2 separate regions of the Homo sapiens genome follow, and region 1 is linked to region 2. A link is an interaction called in ENCODE POLR2A ChIA-PET data of the cell type or tissue named here. Cell type or tissue: Panc1. All regions are shown on one strand. Links, peaks and the distances in the headings refer to the core of each region. The heading gives the core; the rest is flanking DNA.

What was found. Peaks named below come from ENCODE experiments on the same cell type or tissue, not always from the same donor. Only the 100,000 strongest peaks of a DNase experiment are listed, where the experiment ranks them.
Region 1: POLR2A ChIA-PET joins it to region 2 with 5 read pairs; 4 of 35 experiments call an interaction of 5 or more read pairs at or near these places.

Annotation. Positions count from the first base shown.
Region 1 is chr1:168,129,584-168,136,628 of GRCh38, reverse strand. The region is part of intron 1 of GPR161 (G protein-coupled receptor 161); the gene reads left to right. Among named protein-coding and RNA genes, the nearest start is that of GPR161, 3.8 kb to the left of the region's middle. RefSeq lists a silencer at 1-56. In Panc1, for the core only: no CTCF peak of the experiment used is centred there; no DNase peak of the experiment used is centred there; H3K4me3 peaks cover 881 bases; H3K27me3 peaks cover 1,746 bases.
Region 2 is chr1:168,191,539-168,201,593 of GRCh38, reverse strand. TIPRL (TOR signaling pathway regulator) reads right to left here. Exons shown (of 7, transcript NM_152902.5): 5 at 4,952-5,047; 6 at 2,613-2,675; 7 at 1-1,691. The coding sequence ends at 1,548. Among named protein-coding and RNA genes, the nearest start is that of TIPRL, 18 kb to the right of the region's middle. RefSeq lists enhancers at 3,915-4,415, 6,150-6,934. In Panc1, for the core only: no CTCF peak of the experiment used is centred there; no DNase peak of the experiment used is centred there.

The sequences.
Region 1 (7,045 bases), core at 219-2,718, 62 kb after region 2:
AGGGTCCCCGCCCCCACGGCGCTCCCTTTCTCCCCGCGCCCCTCTCGGAGGTCAGGGCTGTCCTCCGCCCGCACTGCGCCTTGCTTTGGAGAGCTGGAGCTCTTTGTGGGAAGATGTTGGGGGCGCGCCCCTCCCCTGCGGCCTGGGGCTTCTGAGAGGCCCACCCCATTCTGCTGGGTGCAGCCCGCCCCGTTTCTCCGGCGCCGCCCGAAGCCCCTAAACAGTCCGCTGGATGGGAGGGCGTAGGTGCGTGCCCGGGACTCTGCCGATGCGGGCCGCGCCCCCTGGGGCCAAGAGACTCCACGTCCCGCTCAGGGCAAAGGGTGTGGGGAGAAGCGGTCACGCCCCTCGGCTGGAATCCGTGAGGACCAGGTGAGCAGCCTTCTCCCAGCCGGGACTCAGGGCGCTGTCTCCCCGAGCCTGGGCGGGCGGCGGGTGGCGCGCCCAGAAGTGGCCCGGCGCCGCCGGATGGGCGGCTCTGCCCCTCAGATCTGCGGGAGGGAGATTCGGCTGGTTCTTGGAAAGGGGAGAACTCGACCAGCCCTCGGCGCCTTCTGGGCCAAGCTTAACCCCCGTGCAACCTTTGGACAAAGGCATATGGGATGAGAACGTCTGTTGGGTAAGTGGGGTGTGTCCTGTGCTTCCCGGAGGTCTGCTCACCAGTAACCACATAGCTGCGCATTGGCATCGCTTTATATCACATCTTGGAGGCTATTTTTGCTTGTTATTGTACTTTCATCCCTTTTGCAAAGTGCTTTCATAGAGCAGGTCATTTGATCCACCTCCCGGTGAAGCCGTGAGGAGGTGTGTGGTTTTGGAGGGAAAGAACCTCAGTTCCTTGATTGTCCAATGGAGACACCGATAACCTCCGGTGAGCCTGTCTCAGCGTCCTAGGGGCTGGGGGAGGATGGCCATCCTTGTGGCTCCTCCGTGGAGCCAGGCGTGGATTCAGCCTGGCTTCTTCTCCCCTAGTGACCTGGACCTCCAGATGAGTTCTGGAGAGCTACTGCTTCGGGGAATAGGCGGTTTTCCCTTATAATCTATTTTACTGCAGCCACTGGGAGCAAGTGAAGAGAGGCATTTTTCAGGCCCTCAGGGCAGAAAGAGGAGGTGGGAGGGACCTCAGGTCATAGAGACAGAGGCTCTTCAACTGTAACTGGAATGCATGGCACCCATTTCTGTTACTTCTTTCAGAGCACCTCTCTTCCGGTCCTCCTCCACACCCGTCTTATTTTATACTTGTCAGGTGCTTACAAGCACTTTCATGTACACTTTTTCATTCACACAACAACCTTGTGAAGCTCTACTAGCCCATTTGATAGGTGAGGAAACTGAGGCTCAGGAGAGATGAAGCATTCTTGCCCAGCTAGGTAAGCAGCCCAGATTGAACTCAGATCTTTTGCCTTGGTAGTGCTTTTCACGTGGTTTCCTGATGGCACACAGGTGAGTTCTTTAACTCAGGGCTTCTCCCTGCCCTGTAGCTCCACTGCCATAACATCAAGAATAGAGACCCCTCATTAAGAGGCCCGCTTGACATTTTGGAACTAATCCAAGGCCGCAACGATATCCGAACCGTTCTCTTTGTGTTGCAGCCTGGTGCACTGTGCGTCCTCTGAGAGGTGAAGGAGCACTGTGTGGTCAGAGGGCTGCGAGCTCTCTGTTTGGGTTCCGAGGAAGACAGAATGGGCTGAACTGGAACTGACCTAAATGTCAGCAAGAGGAGGTACAGTTCTGTGGTGTAAACTCCACTGCCAGCAGGGACCAGTCAGGAAGCCTGAGTGCAGGAGGCGGGTGGACAGGAGGGCTGGGTGGGAGCTGTGTGCTGCTAAGCCTGTCTCCAGTAAGGGGGCAGCTGCAGGTGCGGTGGGGCTCCAGCACATGGTTGCCTGATCTTAGTTTTGGGGGAAACTGTAAATTTTTACGGAAAACAAGCTTCATATATTTTTAAAGATAGCAACTGATTCAAAACATTTTTTTTAATGTGCGTGCAGTTTAACCAAATTATGTGTGCAGGCTGCTTGCGTCTTCTGTGTGAGACCTTGGGAAGCACTGACTGTCATTCTGAGATGCAGTAAAGCATGACAGCAGGGGAGAAATGGTGTCTTCTTGCTGTTTTTCTATAAGAACAAAAAACATCAACAGAACTAGAGATAGCTATCAGTGCTACCTGGAGTTTGGAGGAGGGATTGACTTTATGACTCCATACTTCATTCATTCACCCAGTACTCGTCTATGACTCTGTTTCTACACCAAGAGAAAAGGCTTACAACTAGTTTTAATCTATTTCCTTGCACATTTTATGTGCTCAGCAGGGGAGAGGATAGCATTCATGGCAAATATGTTCAGGGAGTGCTGGAGCATAAAGGAAGGAATTTGCAGTTGGCCAGGGGTAAAGCATGAGGAGGTATATTTCAATTTTATTTTAGTTTGTGTTTGTTTTATACTCAAGCAATGGGTGAGAGAACACTGTGTTAAGAGCACTATCTGAAGTCAGACAGCCTACCTCCCAGCCCTGCCCCTTATAAACTTGTGACCTTAGGTAAATAATGTAAAGCATTCATGGAATATAGTAATTTTTCAAAACTAAGAGCTGTAAATATTTTAAAACACAGTAACATATAGGAAAATAAATTAAATTCCCCTCCACCTCTTCTCTACTCCTTCTCCCCACCTTTGAGATAACCACTGTAAATGTCTGTCTTTTTAGGTCTTTTTCAGTGTGCTCAATATGGTCACCAAGCCTGGAAACATAGGTGAATATATAGTTTATTGCTATTATATAAAACATGATAAAAAAGTATTACCTACATTTCTCACTTTAGGACCAACCTGAATATATTGAATATACTTGAAAAAATACATAAATGAAGCTGGGCATGGTGGCGCACACCTGTAGTCCCAGTTACTTGATAGGCTGAGGTGGGAGGATCGCTTGAGCCTAAGAGTTCAAGTCCAGCATGGACAACATAGTAAGATCCTGTCTGTTAAAAAAAGAAAAACATAAATCGGGTCATATAATAATGCTCTGTGGTTTACTTTTCTGATTTAACAATATGACTTAGAAGTCATTCAATAACAATAACAGATACATTGTACTTCATTCTTTTTAATAATAACATAGTATTTCATAGTATCGGTTCCCTATAAATTATTTAAACATTCCCCTCTTGATGGACTCATAGATTGGCTTCCAATTTAATTTAGATTTTCTGTGTATCTTTATCTGTGTACATGTACAATATTTCTGGGTAAAAATTGTTCCTGGACGTGGGATCTGTGGGTCAAAGGAAATGTACATTTTAAGTGGTTATTTAAGCAGAATTATCTTTGTTTATTGAGGTCTGGAAGATTGTGTAGAAAAAGAGACTGAATTATTTACTGTATTTATTTAAGGTTATTTGTTTGAGAATAAGTAGTGAATTGGAAAGGTATAGCATTCAAAAGTTATAAAAGGCAACATCTCCCTCCCACTCCTCTTTCCTAGCCCTCTTTTTCCTTTTTTGGGTATAACTAATTTTACCAGTTTTTGTGCATTCTTTCAGAAATAGTCCATGCCCCTACAAGCAAATAAAATGTACCTTCTGGGCTGGGCGCAGTGGCTCACGCCTGTAATCCCAGTATTTTGGGAGGCCGAGGCAGGCAGATCATCTGAGGTCAGGAGTTCGAGACCAGCCTGACCAACATGGTGAAACCCCATCTCTACTAAAAATACAAAAATTAGCCGGGCATGGTGGTGGGCACCTGTAATCCCAGCTACTTGGAAGGCTGAGGCAGGAGAATCGCTTGAACCCAGGAGGCGGAGGTTGCAGTGAGCCGAGACTGTGCCATTGCACTCCATCCTGGGCAACAAGAGCGAAACTCCATCTTAAAAAACCAACCAACAAACAACAACAACAAAAACAAACCTAAAAATGTGCCTTCTGTTTTCTCTCTTTCAGAAATAAATATGATAGCATATTATATGCTCTGTTCTACATAGGGCATTAAAAAAGTTCAATCTAGATCTTGGAGACCATTTCTTTTTTTCTTTTTTTTTTTTTTGAGACGGAGTCTTGCTCAGTCACCCAGGCTGGAGTTCAGTGGCGCGATCTCGGCTCACTGCAAGCTCCATCTTCCGGGTTCACGCCATTCTCCTGCCTCAGCCTCCCGAGTAGCTGGGACTACAGGCACCTGCCACCACGCCCGGCTAATTTTTTTGTATTTTTAGTAGAGACGGGGTTTCACCGTGTTAGCCAGGATGGTCTCAATCTCCTGACCTCGTGATCCGCCCGCCTCGACCTCCCAAAGTGCTGGGATTACAGGCGAGAGCCACAGCGCCCGGCTTGGAGACCATTTCATATCAGTTATGGGCATTTTATTTTTATGAGACAGAGTCTTGCTCTGTCGCCCAGGCTGGAGTGCAGTGGCATGATCTCGGCTCACTGCAACATCCACCTCCTGGGTTCAAGTGATTCTCCTGCCTCAGCCTCCCACGTAGCTGGGGTTACAGGCGTGCGCCACCACACCTGGCTAATTTTTGTATTTTTAGTAGAGAAGGGGTTTCACCATATTGGCGAGGCTGGTCTCAAACTCCTGACCTCCGGGGATTTGCCCACCTCGGCCTCCCAAAATGCTGGAATTACAGGCTTGAGTCACCGCGCCTGGCCAGTTATGTGCATTTTAAATGCTGATGTATTCTTCCAAGTTTACTCTAAATTGATTGCTTACACTTCCTCTAATTCCTCCATCAAATTCTTTGCCAATTTTTTTAACTGAGTTGTTTGTAATTTCATCAATTTGTGAGGCTCTTTTTAAATTCTGGTCTTTAATCCTTTTCTTGTTAATAAATCAAACATCTTTATGTCTTCTTCCCCAACTTTGCTTATTGTACCTTTGATTGTCCAGAAGTATTTAATTTTTATGAAGTGAAAACTCTATCACTTTTCTTTGTTTTCAAGTTTTCTGTCTTGCTTAGGAAGTCCCCTCCTACTTCAAGAGTAAATTTTCCTAAATTTTCTCTTTTCTCTCCATTCTTTCTTTGCTTTTCTCCATTTAAAAATATTTTAAATTTCTGCTTTTCCTTTATTTATTTTCCCTCCTTGTCACTTTAACCAATCTATATTTTCTTTGACTTTTATAGTAACTTTTTTTTTTCTTTTTTTAACCAAGTCTTAAGGATGAGCTCTTCTCCAGGTGGGTGAGGAGGAAGAGACAGCATTATGGGCAGTGATAACAGTGTACAGAGCCACAGAGTTGAGAACAACAGTGAGTGTTTGGAGAACTGTGAGCAATTTGGGATGGTCGAGGTAGAGGGTATTTGCAAATGAATAAATTCTGCAGGTGGCAGGGAATAGCATGAAATGGTCTGGCTGTGTAGGGGACAATCAGTCTGGCAATAGTTGGGAGGAGAGATTGGTGTGGGGGGTAAGGGTGGGGGTGAGATCGAAAATAAGAAGAAGAGAGAAATGCCTGTTAGTAGTCCAGGGAAAAGATGGTGAGGCTCTGAGCTGGGGTAGTGGCAGTGAGGATGAAGTTTTGACTGAGAACTAGTGATGCATTGGATGTCTGTGATAGGAAATGGAACCAACTGCTTTACACACACTATCTCATTCAATCCTAGAGAGTCAGTATGGAAATCCACAGCTCAGACATGTTCATTAATACACCCATGGTGACACAGTCAGAAAGTGTAGTCAGGGCCTAAACCCCATTAGGATTCCCTTAAGGAGTGGCCTAGGATGTCCTAGGCTTCTTTCCTGAGAGATTGGGTGGGTGGTGATGTTTTATCTAGGGTAGAGAAAAACATGAGGAATAGCATAGTGGGATGGTAGCAGCAGAGATGTGAATTCCATTTTGTACATGTTCTATCTGAGGTGCCTGAATGTGACATATGGGAGACAACATCTACAAGGTGGGTGGATATGAATCTGGAGCACCAAAGAGTTTCTAGGCTATACATGGAGATTTTGGAGTCATCAGTGTTTAAGTGGGCATAGAGAGGGAACATATAGAGAGAAGAGGTATCAGATAGGAGTCTTTCTTTTGCAAGTGGTAGAATATCCATTCAAATCCACTTAAGCAAAAAGGAAAGCTATTGGCTCATGTCATTAAAATGCTCGAGTGTATTTGGCTTCTGGTGTGGGTTCAGGGTTCAAGTGGTTTTTATCAGGACCCATTTTCTCACTGGTTTTGACCTTTCTTCATGCTAAGGTTCTGTGTGGTGATCCCCAGCAGCTCTGGCAAGGGGGAAAGCTGCAGGTTCAAATCCAATGTGAAAGGGGAACTGTCCTTCTCCCAGCTGTTTCAGCAACACTGTTGTTACATCAAAGGAAGTTCGAAGATGCTGATTGGCGAGGCATAGGTCATGTGTCCACATCCATGAAGCCACATGGATGTGGTGTGTGAAAAGGGTGGGTCTCCAGAGGAGCAACTGCTGGACAAGGGTAAGAGATATCGAGGAGGCCGACAGTTAATTTCCTCTGTAGATGAGAAAGGAAGAAATAGTGCCCCAGAGGGCATCTTGGAAAACTGCAGCGCTTACAGGGTAGGATGATTAGCAGGTAAGCAAGACTGGTAAGGAACTAAAGGACGGAGAGACAGGAGAGAGGAGCTCAGGGAAGACAAGGGAAGAGGGAGTCTCAAAAAAATGAAAGGAGTCAGAAGTGTCAGATGCTGCAGAGAGCTCAATAAGGGCCCATTGGGTTTGGCTAGGATGTTAGGGTGACCTTGCCCAAAGCAAAGAGAGTCATTTATTTTGACTTTGGCTAGGACTACCCTCTAGAGGGTTCCTGTGCCTACCTGTCTTCTGCATTGCCCACCCCAGCCCTGGGTTGGCCAGGTAAGGGCAGAGGTATAGTGATGGCAGTCAGGAAATTTGTGCTTTGTCAGTAATTAGGTCTATGACTATGGGTAACTCATTTCAGCCCCTTGGGCTTTCATTTTGTCATCTGTAAAATGATAGACTAGAATGAATTACTCTGAAGGCCTCTTTTAGCTCCAAAATGTTGGCGTCTTTAAGGAGATTAGTGAATCTAAACATTTCTTAACACTTCTGTTACCATGACCC
Region 2 (10,055 bases), core at 3,232-5,731:
AACATTAAATACAGGTATATTTAATATACAGTGAACATACCATGTGTTTTCTTAAAGCCAACAAAATCCTGATTTCCTATAGCTTGGAGGTGATACAGAAGGCAGAAGACAAATATCAAATTTAGCTAATAAAATATACCCTGCCTATTGGCTCCAGCAATACACTATAGAGTTTGAGCAATGACGGATACCCAAGTGTATATGTTTTGTTAAAATTTATCTTCAGGCTAATACCTGAAGAGGTTGGCTAATACTTTAAATCAAATATTCTTACTTAATGATTTATCCATCAAATGGAAATATGTACAACATATTTCAAATCAGAAAAGGGGTGAATTTTCCCCCTGCCCTTCAAAAAAATATTTTTAAAAATCCACTTGAAATAATTTCTTATTTGATGCTTTTTAATCACTTTCCACTTTATGACAACCATTTTTCTAGAAAGGCAGACAAGAATATAAAATGACTAAGGGGTCACTATGAAAACAATCAAATGGATTTGAAATTTACTTCTGTGTATTTTCTGTACTCCCTAAGTCTTGTGCTAATTAATTACATTTTACTTCATCCCCTGTAATGTTACAAATATGCACCTTAAAATAGAAAAACTTGCTTTTATATTTTAAAACCCCCTCCTCCTTACCTATCTTCCCAAATATTTTAAGCAGAAAATTAATCTTGTTGCTTTAAGGATTGATGTAATATTTGCGAAAAACAACCCCTAATAAACCCTTTAGACTTTTTCGAACCAGCACCAAATTTAAGGGGTTTATTCACTCTGAGGTTGCATGGAAGATGGAAATTAAAAATATCAGTATAAGTAGAACCACATTTAAGAAAAAGCACCTAAAGATGGAGGACAGATAATTCTAACATCCTACACACACACAGTGGTAAACCATATTCATGTTTCTATGTATGTAATAAGTTCTCCAAAAATCTAGGTATTTTTGGTTCTGGTACTAAGTCTAAATTTTTTTTTTTTAAATTTCAAAGGCAATTTAAAACTGGGGGGAAATACATTTTTAAAATTTTGGGGTTGAAGTTCACTACACTATGAGACTAATTTCGTATGTGGCAAGTTGCAACTCTCCAAAGGTGTGAATAAACATCAGAAAGCCCAAAGTGAAGAGCCAGTACATCAACATGCATGATCAGGAATCCTATGAAAGTCACAAGGCATTGGGATTTGGTGATTTACATTAACCTCCTCCTGGTAGAAGATAGTGTTTCATGATGAATGCAGACTGTGCTCACTGCTCATGAGACACACACATCACTACTGCTGAGGTCCCACTTTGTGATAATTTAGAAATCATCCAAATTTAACTCCAGAAAATATAAATCTGGAATATGAATGTGAAGACAGACAGTACAAACAGCAGTTGAGTGAAACCTGCCTGTAACGATCTTTATTTTTTTTTCCTTTAAGGCTACAGAAAATCTGTACATAAACAAGGCAATTAATTCTCATAATAAAAATAACCCCTTACAAATAGCCAAGGTGTCCAGTCAGATTCCATAGTGAGTATATGTTGTATCACATTTTATTCCACTTGTGTACTTTTTTGTGAGTCTGCTGGGTTAGGATCAATTCTTTCTGGAAATATTAGCTTCTCACAAACTGCTTCCTTTATTGGTAAATACTGGGATATTTCATTAGGTTCCGTGAAGAGGGAAGGTGGAACATGCTAGGAAATACATAAATCATATTAGCATATTCAGTTACTGTACTGAAATTTTTTACAAATGTTTTGGTTCAAGCATTCATAAAGCATGGAAATTTTAAAATCAGGTGCAATATATGCATATGTGCTCCTAAAAATAATAGGTATTTCTTGATACGGAATCATTCAACTTTGTTACTGAATGATTTCATCAAAGATCACAGGGTTATATAATCTATAATGTTCCCACAAATGTCCTAAGAATTTAATACATCTTAATCCAACCCTATGTATCTCCTGCTTTTGTAACTTGAAAACACTAGTCTTCGGTTAGAGCACAGCATGTAGTCTACAATAGAATCTAAGTAGTAACTTTTCTGTTCCAAGTATACTCTATACCCAGACAGAAGTACATACTAAGCGTGAAAAAATAAAATCAAGTTTATAGGAAGGTACCAATTTTTAAGCAACCCATTATAGAATCCTAAGTTCTAAGGAAGGCTTCACAGGTCCCGGGGAGTAAAAAATAAAGAAAAATGATGCCAAAACAAACAAATTATGGTACAGAATCACCACATTTTCGGAAGAGAAAAGGAGACTATGTAGAAAGAAATAAGGCGGCAGGGTGGTAAGTGTAAAGAACATCCATCACCAGCCAGCTATGTGACTCAGAGTAAGTCACACCTCTGGGTTTCAATTTCTCTAGAACAAAATGTGAAAATTAGATTAGATGAGGCTTAAGTACCTAGCAGCTCTAAATGTTCTTGTATTTGAGGTAAGGTCAGAAAAGTTATGCTCCCATAGAATTTATCCTATAGAGCCCCATTAGGTGAATGAATGGGTTTAGGGATGTAAACTTGGGTGGTTGGGGTCAGGGGTATATGCTACTTAAATTAAAATGAAACATTAAAATTAACTTCTAAAAACTGAAATTTAAGTACTTGCCATCAAACTAGAAATTTTGCTTTCTCGTGACGTATATTCTCGTAACATGTAGGTCTTGTCAGCCTGTATTTAAAAATAAACAGTTGCAATAAATTTAATTATACTGATTTACAAAATCCTTTGTATTAAAAACAGACTGCCTACATTTTAGGATAGGTTGTCAAAACAGCATGCAGTCTAAAGAGAACATCTTGTTCTACACTGAGATAACTCCTATTTAACTCAAATTGGATTATTATTTCCAATTTCTATACATTATAATGATGATACACATATGTAAACAGATTTTATAATTACCATGTAAGAGAAACATAGCAAAGATTTTACTTTGAAAGAATATGTATATAAATGAATAATGTATATAATGAATTTGTATAAATGAAATATGCAAGAGATTTTAAAATTACTTCAAGTTTGAAACATCTTTCCCTTAAGCTATCTTATCATTTACCTACGTAATTGTGCTACTTTTATGTTGCAAAACATGCTTTAAAATTTTTATTCTTTCCCATTCCATAAAGCTCTTACCAAATAGCTTACTTAAAATCACCTTTTTTGTACTTCAATTTTTCCCATTTAAGATTTTTGGTTAGGTTTTAGAACAGCAACTTATTATAATTTACTTCTTGAAACACTTTTCAATAAAAGAAAAGCCACAAAATTATATGCCTTTAAGGTTTCACTCTCTTGTATTAATAAAAACAGATTAATAGTCACTGTAGGAAAAAAATCAAATAATATAAAAGTATAAATCATCAGTGATCACAGCTTATAGGTAACACTATCTTTAATACTTAGAAATCTCTACAGAGAATCTTATGTAAGTAGATTCATACTTGCTTTTGAAAGTTCAACACTGAAATGAATATCTTTCAAAATTACTTAAATATCAATCTCTGCAACCAATTTTAATAATTATATATTTTATACCATATGGATATAAACAATTTAATTAATGGCCATTTAATGGGCATTAAGTTCCTACTTTCCTTCCTTTCTGCTATTATAAACAATACTACTGTGAATATTCATGTACGTATAACTCTGAGTAATTGCCCAATTAATATTAGTAGATTATTATATAAAAGAATCTTTTTAGGATAAATTCCTAAAATTCAATATTGTTTAATTAAAACAGTATTTTTAACATTTAGGCCAGGAGCGGTGTGGCTCACGCCTATAATCCCAGCACTTTGGGAGGCCGAGGCAATTGGATCACTTGAGGTCAGGAGTTCAAGACCGGCCTGGCCAACATGGTGAAACCCCATCACTCCATTAAAAACAACAACAACAAAATTGCCAGGTGTGGTGGTGGGCGCCTGTAATCCCAGCTACTAGGGAGGCTGAGACATGAGAATTGCTTGAACTCAGGAAGCAGAGGTTGCAGTGAGCCAAGATCGCGCCACTGCATTCCAGCCTGGGCAACAGAGCAAGACTCCATCCATCTCAAATAAATAAATAAAAATAAAATTTAGATTTCTCTTTCTGGGGAACAAAAATATAGCTTATGTTTAGTACTTTGCCACCACTTTTAAAAGAAAAAAGGTCTATCACTATAACCATGTTATTTCAAGAAAAAATCCCTAAGTGAAGGGTTTAGAAAGCATCAATCCAATCCTATCCTACTAGGTTCAAATTCCAATTCTGCCACCTACTAACTGTATAACTTAGGTATGTTTCTTTTTTTTTTTTTTCTTTGAGACAGGGTCTTGCTCTGTCACTGCAGCCTCAACCTTCACCAGCTCAAGCAATCCTCCCACCTCAGCCTCCCAAGTAGCAGCTAGGACTACAAGTCCGTGCCACCATGCCTGGCTAATTTTTTGTATTTTTAGTAGAGACAGGGTTTCACCATGTTGGCCAGGCTGGTCTCGAACTCCTGATCTCAGGTGATCTACCCACCTCGGCCTCCCAAAGTGCCGGGATTACAGGCGTGAGCTACGGCGCCCGGCCTTGGCCTGATTAATATATTAATGTACTTCCTGTATATTAATGTACATCAGGACATTACATAAACAACATATACTGTAAACAAAGGTAAGAGTTAAAGGACAGTTTTCTTAAACATGGATTAAGTACATACAAAATTGTCTCAAAAGACCCCTCCCCAATTAGGGAGTGTCTTTTAGAAAACATTTTGAGTCACCAGAACCTTTGTAAAAGGAAATGTAATGTTTTGATGATAGCCTGCAGTCAACAGTGAATGTGAAACACTCAGACTTAACAGTTAGAAAGACTGCCATATAATATAGATTGTTTAATTTCAAATTCTCAGATTGACAATTAAACAACACAAACAAGCCCAGTATCAATTAGTATATTCATTAAACAACAATAAATACCTCATGGTAAAGTCTCGTGTCATTCATTCTGATAAGCACCCCATCAATTCTCAAGAAAAACCGCAACAGCAGGAAAAAGCTAGAAGGCATTACTCTCTGGAAAAAAAAAAAAAGGTACATTAATATTTTAATAAAAATTAAACATTTTATTACTTTGCTGAAAGAAAAAATTTGAAAACAAAAAACAAAAAAACCCTGGAATAAGGCTGAATTCACAGTTTATAAAAATCTCTCAACTAGAAGCTCTTTGTCCTAGCTCCAACTAGCCTCAAAACCTTGTGCAAACTATTTAACATCATAGTTTCGGTTTCCTAAAATATTTTTTCTAGGTGAGGAGATATTGAGGTTTAAAAGACTTAAAAACATACCCAAGTAATGTAAAAATTATAATGTTTATTTCAAAAAATGGCAGGTACTGATAGTAAATGTCAACACCAATAAAACCAAAATGAAAGAACAACCTAGTTCTTTGTCACTACTCACCTATTCACTTTACATAAAACAAAGCAACAGACCTTACACAGAATGCTCTAATTCAGTGCAACCTGTAGGCACTATTACATATTGCTAAAGACCTGGTTTATCAGAACACTATAACACATTCTTAACATCTTTCATCTGTGGCACATCTACAAATTCCTCTGCTTTCCAAGTATAACTACTAATGATAGGCAGAATCAGTGGAGAAAGTATGAAGGTGGGTCCTGGTGGCGGGGAGAGAGCGGTTGAATGGAATGTGAGGTATTTGGGTCTTTAAAATGAATATGTTTAGCTGGCATGGTGGCTCACACCTATAATCACAGCAGTTTGGAAGGTTGAGGTGGAAAGATCACTTGAGCCCAGGAGTTCAAGACCAGCCTGGGCAACAGAGTCAGACCCCATCTCTACAAAAAATACAAAAAATTAGCAAAGCACGGTGGCACAAGCCTGTAGTCCTAGCTACGTGGAAGGCTAAGCTGGGAGGATGGCTTGGGCCTGGGAGATAGGCTGCAGTGAGCCATGATTGTAACACTGCACTCCAGCCTGGGCAACAGAGCAAGACCCTGTCCCAAAATTAATTAATTAATTAAAATGAATATGCTTGGCCATTTGCTGAATAAATACCTATTGTCTACTAACACCAAGTTCTTACTATAGTAAGTCTTGGATTTATATAAATGAAAAAATAGAATCCCAATGCTCAAAAAGGTTATCAGCCAGGGAAAGGTCAAACAGATGTGGTAGCTGCTATAATGGGTATGCACAAGGCTCAATAAGCATTTGAGAAAGAAGTACCTAAGTCTGCTGAAGAACATCAGATAAGACAAGGCTTGAGCTGACCACAGAAAGAACAGCTAGAGATGGGAAGGAGAATTTCAGAAAGGGGACCTGCATGTACAAAAAGTACTGAGACATGAAATAATAACATATATTCAGGGAACTGCCTATAATCTTACATATAAGCACAGGGCTACATTAATGATGAAAGAAGAAATAACAGGATAACCCAGTAATGACAGTGACTTAACTGCCTGGAGAGTCACCAGCCACAGGCCAAATTCTTTTCTGCCTTGGGACCATTACACACCCTCTTCCCTTACCTGGAGTATTCTCCCGGCTAATGTTCACTTGTCCTTCAGATTTCAGTACACATGTCACTTCCACAGAGGGGCCTTTCTTACCATTCCATACCACAATAGATTTATCTTGGTATTCTCTCTCATAGCACTCCATTACGAATTAACGGATTTGTAACTATCTTCATTTATGTTTCCACTTGACTGTAGGCTCCATGGTGGTGGAAATATCTGCTTTGTTCATCACCACATCTCTATTGCTTAGAAAAGTACCTAGCACACAGCAGGTGCTCATTAACCATTTTCCGGATAAAACTGAAGCTAGAAGGTATTAATACCTTTGCTGGAGAAAAGGCTCTGAGCCAAAGTGTATTCTGATGGGGTTATCAGCAACAGACTTAAAAAAAAGACTTTTAGTAAAGGAAAGCTGTAGAAATAACCTGACTTATGACAACTTGATGTCACAACAAATTGAGAAGCACATCATTATTATTTGACATTACTACACAGTGATATGTGTAATTTATGGAAAAACTGACTTGCAACATTTCTTCAAATTTCAAAATTAGTTACCAACAGTCACACTGGACACAACACAGGCAGTAAACTGAAATATCATTTTAGCATGGCACAGTGGAGAGAGTAGGAATTAGGAGACCAGAACTCTAGTGCCAATACAATAGCATATTTTAGGGCAGTAGTTCTTTCCTAGGGGACGTTTGGGAATTTGTGAGAGTACTTTTTCTTGTCACATCAATAAGCAACCAATATCAACAGTTAGTGAATAAGGACCAGAACGACAGATCTGGGATGCACAGGACAATCCTATACAACAAAGTCCAGTCCTGCATTCCACAAAACTTGCAGTATCTTACCAGGCATTCACAGAGGTGAAAAAGCCTACTTATAATGATCTGACTTTAGAAACTATTTCCATTTTACATAGATAATAAAAAAAAAATCACTCAATTATCCAGGAAGTCAACTATTTTCCAAATCAAGGAAAGATTATACTTTTTCTTATTTAGAACTTCACTAAGAGTTGTTCATCATTTTGGAAAATTGTGTTAAGAGTCACTGATTGATACCTTACATCTCTGTCAGCCTACATTTTTTGCTGTCACATTTACGGTGACTCAATATGCAAATATAAGTACCTGACTGCTTCATTATGTCTTTGGTGCAGTCATATTATGCATTTAAGTATTAAAATATATTTTATTCTAAACCAATTTCCTTTAATTTTATAGTTAAAATATGTTGATTGCTGCAAAGTAGGTGGATTAAATCATCTACAAATTTCACTACAGGATAGTAATATCTATGAACTAATACTTCAGCTTAAAGTAGTTGGTTAAAAAAATGCTCTTCAGTTTAAGACTTACTATGTATTCTTGTACACACATATTTATACACATATCCTTTCAAGCAACTCCATCCACAAAACCACATGTGCTTTCCAAATACCGACCCACTTATAGACATGATATATATACCCCCTTGGATACAAATGCACACCCAGGTATGCAAACTCATAATGAACATTTAGCATAGTCAATTCAACAGGTGGTAGACAAGTGGAAAGATACAAGACTAGGTGAACTGAAGAGAGAATAAATCTAAACAAAAAAAAGTGAATTTAGAGTTATAAGTGAGCAAAGAAGTAAAGCCTATGAAAACAACTATCTAATGCTAGAATAATGATATATATTAGATGATACAAAGAAAACTTTGCAATTAGTTTCATGACCTTAAGCTATCTTTTTAGGCCTTATCTATAAAATATGGAGGCTACAAAAAATGATTCTCTAAAAATTCACTACAATTTCAAAATCCTTTGATTCCACCGAAAAAACTAATTTTATTTTTAGATAAGAAAAATAAAATTTTTTATTTATCTAAAAATAAAATTATTTTGTCTCCCAAGCTGGGGTGCAGTGGCACCATCATAGCTCACTGTAGCCTTGACCTCCTGGGCTCAAGCAATCCTCCTGCTTCTGCCTCCCAAGTAGCTAAAATTTGACTTTAAAACAAATCTGTTGCTGCTTTTGTATTATTTTCATTCTTTAAATCACAGCATCCACAATCATTATGCCCCAAGAACAATGTTTGATGTTAGGGTCTCTGTCTTTGACAGATCTCATGACAAATGCTATAATTGAGAGGTTTTTTGTTTGTTTTGTTTGTTTGTTTGTTTGTTTTGAGACGGAGTCTCGCTTGTTGCCCAGGCTGGAGTGCAGTGGCACGATCTCGGCTCACTGCAAGCTCTGCCTTCCGGGTTCACGCCATTCTCCTGCCTCAGCCTCCCGGGTAGCTGGGACTACAGGCGCCCGCCACTGCGCCCAGCTAATTTTTTGTATTTTTAGTAGAGACGGGGTTTCACCATGGTCTCGATCTCCTGACCTCGTGATCCGCCCGCCTCGGCCTCCCAAAGTGCTGGGATTACAGGCATGGGCCACCGCGCCCGGCCTAATTGAGAGGTTTTTAAAAAGGAGTATAGAAAAGAGATATTTAACTCTGTGTAACGGAGTTGTGAAGGGCCTTGTAGAAAAGGTGGTATTTTAGCTGGGTCTTTGGGTCTTAAAGAATGAGGCATTTAGTAAAAAGTTTCAGTTGAGTTATTTCTGGAAAGTATTAGAGACCCAATTATAATGCAGTGGTAAAGAAATATGAATAACCATACTTGTTATGTGTGTTTTCTACTTCTTTTATTTTATTTTATTTTTTTTTTTTGAGACGGAGTCTTGCTCTGTCGCCCAGGCTGGAGGGCTGGAGTGCAGTGGTGCGATCTCAGCTCACTGCAAGCTCCGCCTCCCGGGTTCACGCTTCTCCTGCCTCAGCCTCCCGAGTAGCTGGGACTACAGGTGCCCGCCACCAGGCTGAAAATTGAAGTGGTAGTTGAATGATGCACTGAAATCATAACACATGGATCATTTTAAAAAATGACATCCACCTTGCCGTCTGCAGATCCTATCAACATCATTTTTAATCCAAAATGTGAAAATTAAGCCACAGTCTTCATTAGAGTTAAATAATAAACAAATAAACTACAAGGTGGCCAGGCAGGTCTATTAAAAATGCTTTGCTAAAATAAAGCCTTAAGAATACACAAATATTTTGTGAATTTTATAATGGATATTCAATAAGATACACTCTAGATTCAAGTGAAATTGTACATGACATCATGTTAAAGCTCAGTGTTATTCTTTTTTTTTTTTTTTTTTTTTTGCTCTGTCGCCCAGGCTGGAGTGCAGTGGCGTGATCCTGGCTCACTGCAAGCTCCGCCTCTTGGGTTCACGCTACTCTCCTGCCTCAGCCTCCCGAGTAGCTGGGACTACAGGCGCCCGCCACCATGCCCAGCTAACTTTTTGTGTTTTTAGTAGAGACGGGGTTTCACTGTGTTAGCCAGGATGGTCTCGGTCTCCTGACCTGGCGATCCAGCCCGCCTCAGCCTCTCAAAGTGCTGGGATTACAGGCGTGAGCCACCGCGCCCGGCCAGGCTCAGTGTTATTCAAAGTGAGTCATATTTTTGTCTGATGTTAAGAATG